Regions from separate parts of the Homo sapiens genome. Here region 2 is linked to region 1. The links are chromatin loops, found by intact Hi-C in ENCODE. Cell type or tissue: Caco-2. All regions are shown on one strand. Links, peaks and the distances in the headings refer to the core of each region. The heading gives the core; the rest is flanking DNA.

What was found. Peaks named below come from ENCODE experiments on the same cell type or tissue, not always from the same donor. Only the 100,000 strongest peaks of a DNase experiment are listed, where the experiment ranks them.
Region 2: a loop joins it to region 1, with 11 times the contacts of the local background. A loop is called at or near these places in 1 of 110 quality-filtered maps.

The regions. Positions count from the first base shown.
Region 1 is chr20:21,717,033-21,722,422 of GRCh38, forward strand. PAX1 (paired box 1) reads left to right here. Exons shown (of 5, transcript NM_001257096.2): 5 at 1-1,449. Among named protein-coding and RNA genes, the nearest start is that of PAX1, 14 kb to the left of the region's middle. In Caco-2, for the core only: a CTCF peak has its summit at 2,786 (motif pointing right); a DNase peak (open chromatin) is centred at 2,769.
Region 2 is chr20:21,824,840-21,830,229 of GRCh38, forward strand. No RefSeq gene overlaps it. Among named protein-coding and RNA genes, the nearest start is that of PAX1, 120 kb to the left of the region's middle. In Caco-2, for the core only: no CTCF peak of the experiment used is centred there; a DNase peak (open chromatin) is centred at 2,312.

The sequences.
Region 1 (5,390 bases), core at 333-5,332:
AGAAGAGCTGGGAAATGCGCCCCAGGGTGGATGCAAAGCACCTGTGTTTTAAGTGCCACCTGCAAAGGGAGGCATTTTTCAAATCTGCCTCTTGTTCCCTGTATCCTGTGGCTGGAGGCGGGTCTTTGAGTTCCCTGGCTCTGGGGCGAGCATTCACTGAGGATAGGCAGCCTTCGTCCCAGAGCCAGCAGGCTCTGACATTTCATGTGGGGTGTGGAGGGACATACCCCCTCTCTCGCGGCTGGGGGTCACGGAACATCTTAGTGAACTTGGCTTAAATCTCTGCTCCACTGTATGTGTCAGGGGACTGGGACCTCTTGGAACCTGTCTGTGAAATGTAGCCTTCAATGCAGTAACGCGCACGGTGACCTGGCCTGTAGGAAGACTGCCACTGGTGTGGCCTCACCTCTCTGGAGACAATTTTGCTTATCTGTTAACAAAAGTTAGAGGAATCACTTGTAAGGTTGGTGGGAGACCCAGAATTTAAATATTTTCCAAAAGATCCCATTGGAATATTGCACTTTTGCTCTTTGTTCGTATGGATCTGTGGAGGAACTGAGAGCTCATAATAAAATTATGCAGCACCACGTCAGGTAGAATAATTTGAGAAACAATCACTCCCTAAACGCAGTTTGTCTTTGCCTTTCATTTTTTTAATTTAAGAATAAGTTTTTTTTAGAAAAATATAGAGATGTAACCCAAAGAAAATAAAGACATAATCAGATAGCCCTCTGATTTTTTGAAAGAATAGAAATAATATATGCGTATCACTAAAAAACTCAAGCAGTACAGAAACATTAAAATGAAAAGTGGAAGTTCTTCCTGCTCTCATTTTTGTTCTTAAAGGTGAATGCTGTTATAGTCTTTTGTGAATCTTTCCAGGAAAAACATGCATGCGGGAAAATATGTTTCTGTCTATGTGTTATTTGAAAGTGCACACTAATGAGTTGTGCTGTGCACACACAGACATGAGCTGAAGATCTGCTCTTTGCGTACCACCAGCTTCAGCTCCAATGTACCCACTTTATTCTCGTGAATGGATGTCTATTACCGAGGATTTATTAAAAACAGGGTATTTGTAAAGAGGGCCAGCTTCGTGCTTTAAATGAATAAAGACAGGATTTTGTTGTGTTCATTATTGGAGGAAGTACTTGCAATGGATTGTAATAACTTCCCTGCCAAAGGTAGCTGTTTTTTGGCAAGAAGTAAGGAAAACAAACCAAAGGAAAGGAGGATTGAGGGGCAAGAGGCATGAAGTTTTGCCCTTCTTGAATATGCCCCGAGTTGTTCTACAGATCACTGAAGGGCATTTGAAGGTGTGAGGGGAAGGCTTCCTCTCCTTTGGAGGGAGTCAGTCTCTCTGGGCCAGGAAAGAGACATGGAGGCAGAGGGGTGCGGGAAAACCTTGTGTGAAGAAATACTGGCTACAAATAAAGTTTAGATTTTCAATACTGGCACAAGCATTTTTTTAAACCTATCCCAAATTCAATTTACTAAAATCCACGTGGAATTAACCTCCTGACGAGTGAACCCCACTCACTGACAACAGTATTTCTGCCATTTGTGTGTTTCTGGTAAGAAGGATGGAATTTATTTAATTGAACTGTGGTTTCGGTAAAGCACACTGTAGATTTCCTGGCATCAGCTTCCCTAGCTAGGATTACATTGGCCTGGGTTTCTTTTCAAAAGAAACTCTACCTGCCCCATGTAATGCTGGATGATATGAATTTAGAATCTTGCTAGAATGTGCCTGAGGAACTCAGTTGAAAGGACTGTGCATCCAGACAGGCTATATAATAAGAAACATTTGAATCCCTTCTTTTAATGGGCAAGATTTATGCACAAAGTGGTATTTGGTTTTCACCTTGACCTTGCTGTCTGAACCATAGCCTTACTCACTGAAGAAATGTCCTATGGTTGAGATATTTCTAGCCAAACGTTTGTATCTCAACCTTAAATTTTTTTTTCGTTTTTTTTTTTTTTTTTTTTTTAACAGAACAAGGAAGAATCACACTGTCTTCTTTTTCAAGGCCATAAAATGAGAACCACACATTTAGCCCCAGTCCAACTTGGGAATTCTAAACACTTGGAACAATTATACTCAGTTTAGTCTAGTCCTTTCTTTGGAGTTGAAACCAGTTGAAACTCCTGCTGCACTCTAAAGAGCTCTTGTCCAGGAGATGCAGCCTGTGATTCTTGTTGGAACACACATCTGTTTCTGGCTGGCCAAATCCAAAAGTGGAATCCCAATTGCAGTTTTCATGGGTGGCAGAATTTCAACTTCATTATAATGTAACCACCTGGGTTGCCTTCACTTTTCTTTTTCTTCTTAAGGATGAAATAGGCAGATAAGTATTCATTCAGCTATTAAATTACATTTCCATCCTGTAACGTCTTATTTCCTTTTTCTCTGGTGAAATATATTGACTTGATGGATTATCTGCAGTGTCATTTCTTATATAGACCTCACAATTTTAACTTTCAGAGTTTCTTCCAGTCATTTGCGGATGTGGTTTTAGCTTTGTAAGATTTTATTTTACCCCAAACAACAAACAGCAAAACAAAAATTACTAGATGGTTTTGATTTAACAACAATCTCTTGGATGAAAAGTAAGCAAGATATTTAAATGAATGGAAAGAAATTGACTTCTTAAAAAATTGAATTGGAGCCTGAAACTTGTGAAACATAAAAAATAAAATGCTTCTCTGGCAAACAAGTTGTAATATGATTAGCTTGAACCGGGAAGCTGAAAGTATTATTCTGGCCACCAGGGGGAGCACATATTGTTCCAGGAGATGAAGACAAGCATGAAGATAAATAATACAATGTAAAAGATTTGTCGTTTTGTTAAAGTGGCGACTTTCCTGTTGTGAAGGTCTACTTAGAAGAGAAGGGCTCTTGCTGTTGTTGTTGTTATTATTATTATTGTTAGCCAGATGCTCGCACATGTGGTAAAAAATGGACTTTCTAGGCTCATCAACACATGACTTAGCAAACAAGTTAGCTTAGACATCAATAGCACCTTGAAAATAAGTTTCACTTCCAACTTTGACTCTAATATATACATAGATTGAAGTCTTTGAGTTTAAAATAAACATATGTGAATTTTAAAAGCAACTAGCCAGGCACAGTGGCTCACACCTGTAATCCCAGCACTTTGGGAGGTTGAGGAGGAAGGATTGCTTGAGCCCAGGAGTTTGAGACCATCCTGGGTGACCTAGCGAGACCCCATCGCTATCAAAAAAAAAAAAAAAAAAAAAAAAAAAATTAGCTGGATGTGGTGTGCATGCCCATAGTTCCAGCTACTTGGGAGGTTGAGGCAAGAGGATTCCTTGAGCCCAGGAGAGGGAGGCTGCAGTGAGCTGTGATTGCACCACTGCACTCCAGCCTGGGTGACAGAGTACGACTCTGTCTCAAAAACAAAAAACAAAAAACAAAAAACCAACCTAATCTAAACTGATATTTTTGGGAAATAAAATCAATTTCATTTATATTTGTGAAATTTTAATTTTTTTGGTTCATTTGAGTTTGTCTCTCATTTTAAGCAACTTATCTATATTTAGTGATCTTTTTGAAAGTTTTAATCATTTAAAGTGACAATACAATATTTCTCTGTAAGGACCAACGTATTACAGAGGCAACAAACAGCAAGGAAAATGATTATCTTCTCACTCTCTATTTATTTTAGGATAAAATCCAGAAAGATTACCATGGGTGAGGCAACGATAATTTATTTCTTAGATTTAAAAAAAGGAGCCTCTCTTACCATCTGTAATGTGGTCGTTTGCACATATTTAACTCAGAATACCAGCTGTGGAACATCTTTATGCAGGAAGCAGTTTAGGAAAGGATAGGGGATGTGTAGCTAAAAGTTGGCAGAGCTATCTGGTTCAAAGTCTCAGTTTTACCACTTACCAGTTGTGTTGCTTTGGGTAAATTTAGGCAAAACCTTTCAGCCTTAGTTTCCTCATCCGTTTAATGGAAATTATACCTCTCTCCCTGGGCTGCTGTGAGAACTAAATGTAATAATATACATAAAGAGTAGGGACTTGCTTTGGGTCACAGTCAGCTTTTATTAGTGTTATTATTGTTGCTGTTTTCTTCTTTTTCTTTGTACATCAACGTTTTATGGTGAATTAAATCGTGTTTTAACCTTGTAGACCACATTGGCTATTACATATATATATATAATATATATGTAATATATATATGTAATGTATATTATATATGTAATGTATATAATATATGTAATGTATATAATATATATGTAATACATATATATTATATATGTATATAATACATATATATGTATATATATGTATGTATATATATATGTATATATGTATATATATATGTATATAATACATATATATACATATATATTATATATGTAATACATATATAATATATATGTAATGTATATATATGTAATGTATATAATATATATGTAATACATATATAATATATATGTAATGTATATTATATATGTAATGTATATAATATGTATGTAATACATATATTATATATGTAATGTATATTATATATGTATTACATATATGTATTACATATATAACATATATGTATTACATATATGTATTACATATATAACATATATGTATTACATATATGTAATACACATATAATATATATGTTATATATATATATATATATAAAATTTTTTAAAAAATTGTTTCTTGAGATAGGGTCTCACTCTGTCACCCAGGCTGGAGTATAATGGTTTGATCATAGTTCACTGCAGCCTTGAACTTCTAGACTCAGGTGATCCTCCCACCTCAACCTCCTGAGTAGCTACAACTACAGCCATGCACCACCACACCTGGCTAATTTTTTAATTTTTAATTTTTTGTAGAGATGCAGTCTTGCTATGTTGCCCAGGCTGGTTTTGAACTCCTGGGCTCAAGCCATCCTCCCACCTTGACCTCAGCCTCCCAAAGTGTTAGGATTACAGGCATGAGCCACCGCACCTGGCCTTGGCTATATATTAGATTCATTGATGATCCAGAGCCCATCAAGACTGCTAACGCAAGTCTCTGAATTTACTGGAGCACTCGACAGCATCAGAGGGAAGAGCCACCATCACCTACTAATCATATCTGATGGCCCTGGGACATTCACCAAGACCTTAAGACTACTTGATGATTTCATGGCTAGACCTGTGAGGATTAACAGCCAGCAGGTTACTGCCATTACTGCATTGAAGCAGAGTTTGTGTAGCAAGTCCACTTAGATCAATTTTATGTGATCATGCTTTGTGTCATGTCTACAGATCCAGAACTGGTGTGCAGAGACCTCGTCCTGCTTGGAAAACGCATTCACCTCCAGGGGGCTGAAAAGCCTGTTGCATCTGCTGCTGACTTTAGTGCAATGA
Region 2 (5,390 bases), core at 242-5,241, 110 kb after region 1:
GAAGCTGTGGCTTCATTTGGGAAATTTCTGTGTGTTTTAGAAAATGTAATGCTGTCATCACAATGGGCCATAGACATTTCAGTCTTTCTAGGTGTTCTGAAGGGGTTGGCTCAAAAATACAGGGCAGGCTTTCACGTTGGTCTACTTTTAGTAGTGACATCTTTCAGATTTACCTAAAATAATGGCTAATATTTGTCTAAAAACTTTCTAGTGGAGAACTGTACTCATACTAATGGCTAGTAAAATTAATGGCTTACTGTGTGTATTGCATGCTCGCTGAAGTGTTTTCTGTGTGTCCACTCAGTTACTATGTCACTCCCATTTTGCAGATGAGGAAACTGAGGAATGGATGGGCCACAGTTCATGCAGCCTTTCTAAGCTTCCCATGGGAGACTTGACAGGTTAGTTATGATGCATCCATAGAATGGGCCATTAAAAAGAGTGAGGTAGATCCATATTCAGTAGATGTGACAAACTCCCCAAGATGTGTGTGTGCATATATGTGTGTGTGTATATATATATACACATACATATACAGAAAGAGAGAGAGAGAGTCTCACTCTGTCTTCCAGGCTGAAGTGCAGTGGCATGATCTTGGCTCACTGCAACTTCTGCCTCCTGGGTTCAAGCGACTTTTGTGCCTCAGCCTCCTGAGTAGCTGGGACTATAGGTGCAAGTTACCACGCCCTGCTAATATTTTTGTATTTTTAATAGAGACAGGGTTTCACCATGTTGGCCAGGCTGGTCTCGAATTCCTGACCTCAAGTAATCCACCCACCTCAGCCTCCAAAAGTCCTGGGATTACAGGCGTGACCCACTGTGCCCAGCTCCCAAAATGTATAACTAAGTGAGAAGGGAAGGATGTAGAATAGGGTGGGTGTTTTGCTATTTTCTTGATGTTGCTTATAAAAGGCTGTGTATATTTTGCTGGTATATGAATGCACATGCATTTTTTTTTTTTGAGACAGAGTTGCCCAGGCTGGATTTCAGCTGGCATGATTTCAACTCTCTGCAACCTCCACCCCCCGGGTTCAAGCAATTCTCATGCCTCAGCCTCCCAAGTAGCTGGGACTACAGGCATGCGCCACCACACCTGACTAATTTTTTTTTCCTTTTTAGTAGAGATGGGGTTTCACCACGTTGGCTAGGCTGGTTTTGAGCTCCTGACTGCAGGTTATCTGCCTGCCTCAGCCTCCTAAAGTGCTGAAATTACAGGCGTGGGCCACTGCACATTTCTTTTTCTGGTCTGGAAGCAAACCCAACACAATGTTAATAGCAGTTACCTTTGAGGTAAAGGTTTATTTTATTTAAAATTATTTTTACTTTCCTTATGTTTGAGTGTTTTTTACCATGTGTATATTATGTTACTTACATTTTTAAAGAAAAATTGTCAACAAGGTTACCTGGATAGTGAAATTATGAATGATCTTTGCTTTCTTATATGTTTCTGTTTCAAAAACACAGTAAATGTTATTTATTTTGTGGAAGATTTCTATCAATAAAGGAAAACCAGAGAATGTCCAGGCTAATGGTAGGAGATTTAGTTTTTGGGTTTTCTGGCTGGCTGGTGCTGGTTGGGGTGAGTCTAGGCTGGCTGCTGGTGGTGGGGCAGACCCCTGAGGCCCTCAGAGTCATACACAGAGGAAGAGCTTGGGTCAGACTTTGGCCTTTTCTGCTTGTTTCATCAAAACAGAAACCACAAGCTTTATCACAGCCTCAAAATGCATTTTCTCTCTTCTTTGGGGTTAAAAACAAATTTTTCTTCAAAGAAAGCATATTGAGATTTTTAAGTCAAGTTCACAATTAAAAAAAAATTTTCTTGAAAGATGTGTGTATTGTCTTAACATGGGTTCCCTTTGTTAACACCTCCCAGTGGATTTATTTGGCATGAGGGATCTAGGGGCAGGACCCTGGACTTCTTCTTAGACAACCTAACCTCTTTGGTCCAGAACTATCTCAAGGTTCTGCTACCAACATGTTAGAAGCAAAAGGCCCAGGAAACAACCCAGTCACTTCATGGGAATTGGCAGCTTTAAATGTGAGTACACACACAGCAGTTGGTTATCTCTTTGGGGGTTAAGTTACCCCATTTAGTGCCGACTTGTGCAGACAATGGGGCAGAGGCCAGAGACACCAGAGTAATCCTTTTACCTGCCTGATCTGGAGTGACATTGGAATGAAGGGGCACTTTCAGAGGGTATCAGTTTCCTAGGTAAGTTCTGCAAACAAGCCCGCAGAGCCTCAGCTTCCTCATTGTGCGTCCACTGCAGGCTGAAAAAAGCCAGACCTGCTTGTCAGTCCCGCAAACAGATGAAAGACCTACTTGGGTTCGGTGGAATTCCATTGTCGTGGTATTTACTCACAGTCGCCTAGCGCCTCCCCTGAAATGTGGACTGCAAGGGGACTAGTTTTCATGCCAAGCACCACATCCTGAAAGCATAAACAGCGATTAAAACTTATTATAAAAAGAGTTGGAAGGGCAGCCAGGGTTTTCCGTCTCTCTTGGTGAATAAACTCAACTCCTACATGCCAACACCTTGTGGTTACCCAATACTCTCTCTGTCCTGTCATTTTTCTTTCAAAGAAGCCACACCTTCCATTTCTCACTGCAAAGAGCTGTGGTGACAGACATGTAAGAATTTTATTTTCTTTTTAAAGTAACTTAGATTACAGTAGGGCTGCCATGAGAAAGGTGACACAGAAGAGCAGACGAGAGGGAGCAGAAAGGTGTATGCAGATTCTCTTGTGTCCATCAGCCTTAAGAACAGGGGCTGCTGAGCCAAGTCAGAGGCTGAAGCCACTCCTAGGGATAAGATCCCCCCATGTCTCTACTCTGGGGACATTAGCTCCACTGTTTAGACTAGCTTCTCACTTTCACCCACATTTTTAGGCCAGTGGAAACTTCCATAAATCCAGGTCATACATTCACATTCAACCGATGTGTGTTTACCCACTACTTCCGATCTGAAATTTTGGGAAGCTGGAGAACGGACAGGGACACTTGCCCACAGCTCTGCAGGCCAGAGGTGGTCCCATTCTGGGACTTTCTGTCCTTCTCTCCAGCTGAACAAACCTGATGATGCTGGCCTCCTCTCATAGACCTTTTAAATGCTGCATGAAGTCCAAACCACTTAGCAGAATTCTGGTCCCCACCTTCACTTCCAACCTCCTGGATGCCCTCTTGCCCTCTACTCTTTGTTCTGGTCATGAAATAGAAAATATAATCCTGCACCCGGTCTTTACCTGGGCAGGGCCCCTGTCCTGGAATGCCTCCCTTTTCCTGCTTTATCTAACTCGCCTCTGTTCAGTGAAGACCCAACTTAAATGCCGTCTTGTCTGGGAAATCTTACTTCAATCCTCTAGGAAATATTAATTGCTTCTCCCTTTAGAGCAGATTATCAGTGATATTATTTGTTTGTATGATCATCTCCCCAAAAAGCTTCTTAAGGGTTTCAGGAAAGCATTTTGCTCATTTCCATATCTTCAGTTCCTAGCAATATACTTGGTAATCAATATGTGTTTGTTGAAGTTTGTATGAGATCATCAATATTTCTCATGCAGAGAACAGAGAAAAGAGAACAACAATAAAATATCTTCAATGCTGGGCTATCCTGAAACAGAGATTTTTTTGTTTGCTACATTTTTTTTTTTTTGAGACAGGGTCTTGCTTTGCCACCCAGGCTGGAGTGCAGTGTCGTGATCACAGCTCACTGCAGGCTCTACCTCCTGGGCTCAGGTGATCCTCCCACCTCAGCCTCCTGGCTAGCTGGGACTATAGACATGTGCCACTATGCTTAGCTAATTTTTTGTATTTTTTTGTTGAGACAAGGTTTTACCATGTTGCCCAGGCTGTTCTTGAGCTGGGCTCAAGTCATCCACCTGGCTTGGCCTCCCAAAGTGTGGGGATTACAGCATGAGTTTCTGGGCCTGGCCTCTTTGCTACACTTTGTCAGGGTCTTTTGCAGGAATTCCTTGTGGTCGTTGGCAGGTGTCATGCCTTATCACTGGTAGGCAAGCCTTGGAAAGCTCCTGTGAAGATTGTCCTATTAGTATCAGTTTACTTTTTTGAAAAAATATTTTTATTGATTTTGGAGACAGAATCTTGCTTTGTCACCCAAATTGGAGTGCAGTGGCATGATCATAACTCACTGTAGTCTCAAACTCCTCGATTCAAGTGATCCTCCTGCCTCAGCCTCCCAAAGTGCTGGCATTACAGGCATGAGCCACCATGCCTGGCCTTAGTTTACTTAAAAAAAATCTAAAAGTTTTAAAAAAACTTTACATAAAAATGGAAATAGCTGTATTATTTATTTTTGATTTATAATATATACATATTGGCTATGAAAAATTCAAATGACCAAAAAACTAAAAGATAAAATGAAAACCTAAAAGCAAAATTTACCCTAAATGCTACCACACAGATAACACAGTTATCCTGTGGTAAATATCCTTCTAGATATATCTCATGCATATGCATACACACATAAACACATAAACATGCTCAGTTTCATATATTCATCTATTCTGAAAACACCTTAAACATTGCCTAAGTGACTCACATTTTACCTGCTCTTATGTAGCCTCCTTTGTATCTCAACGTATTGGACACCTTCATAACAATATACAATACTTGGCGTCTTCTATTCTAATGGGTGTAGAGTATTCACCTGAATGAATGTTCCCAATGTTTTTCAAATGTCTGCTGCTGGATCTAGATGTTATTCCCGGATTTTCAGTACTATAAACCCTCGCCGTGATTGACATTCTTTTTCAGTGAAGTCACATTTCATGGGGGTTTCAGGAAAGGCGATATGTCCAGTAAAGTTTTCAAGGAGTCAATATCACCATGCAAAATTAGTTTGGTGCCACTTTGGAGAAAGACGTGGCCTCTCCAATTAGTCCAGCATAGCCAGTCTTTTCTCCTGTATTGGATAAGACAGTTGTTTCCTGAAGCAAGCACTTGTTGAAATAGCTGGCTTGCATTTTGGCGGGGGTCATGTGCTGTGTGAAAAATGAACAATACATTTACCTTTAAATACAGGGCCAAGCCCAATACGGTGAGATACTCTTATTCATTTGAGGCCTTTCTAGACGACAAGAGACCAGAGAAGAGAGAAGCAGGCCCCTGTGCCCCTCCTGACATGTCCCTACTGTGTGAAAGGGCTGGGCTGGGGGACAGAATCACCAGGGAATTTCAGGTTCTCTCTCTCTTTCTTACTTACAGAAACCATAGCATCCCTTTTGGCAATGCTAAATGTGAATCTTGTTATACAGCTTTCCAGAAATGGGTCAGCTGGATAAAAGTGTACCAGGTCAAAAGTTTACCAATTTGTCATCCTCATAAAAATGCATAGAAGCGCCTATTTCTTCCAAATGGTATGCTTGATTGA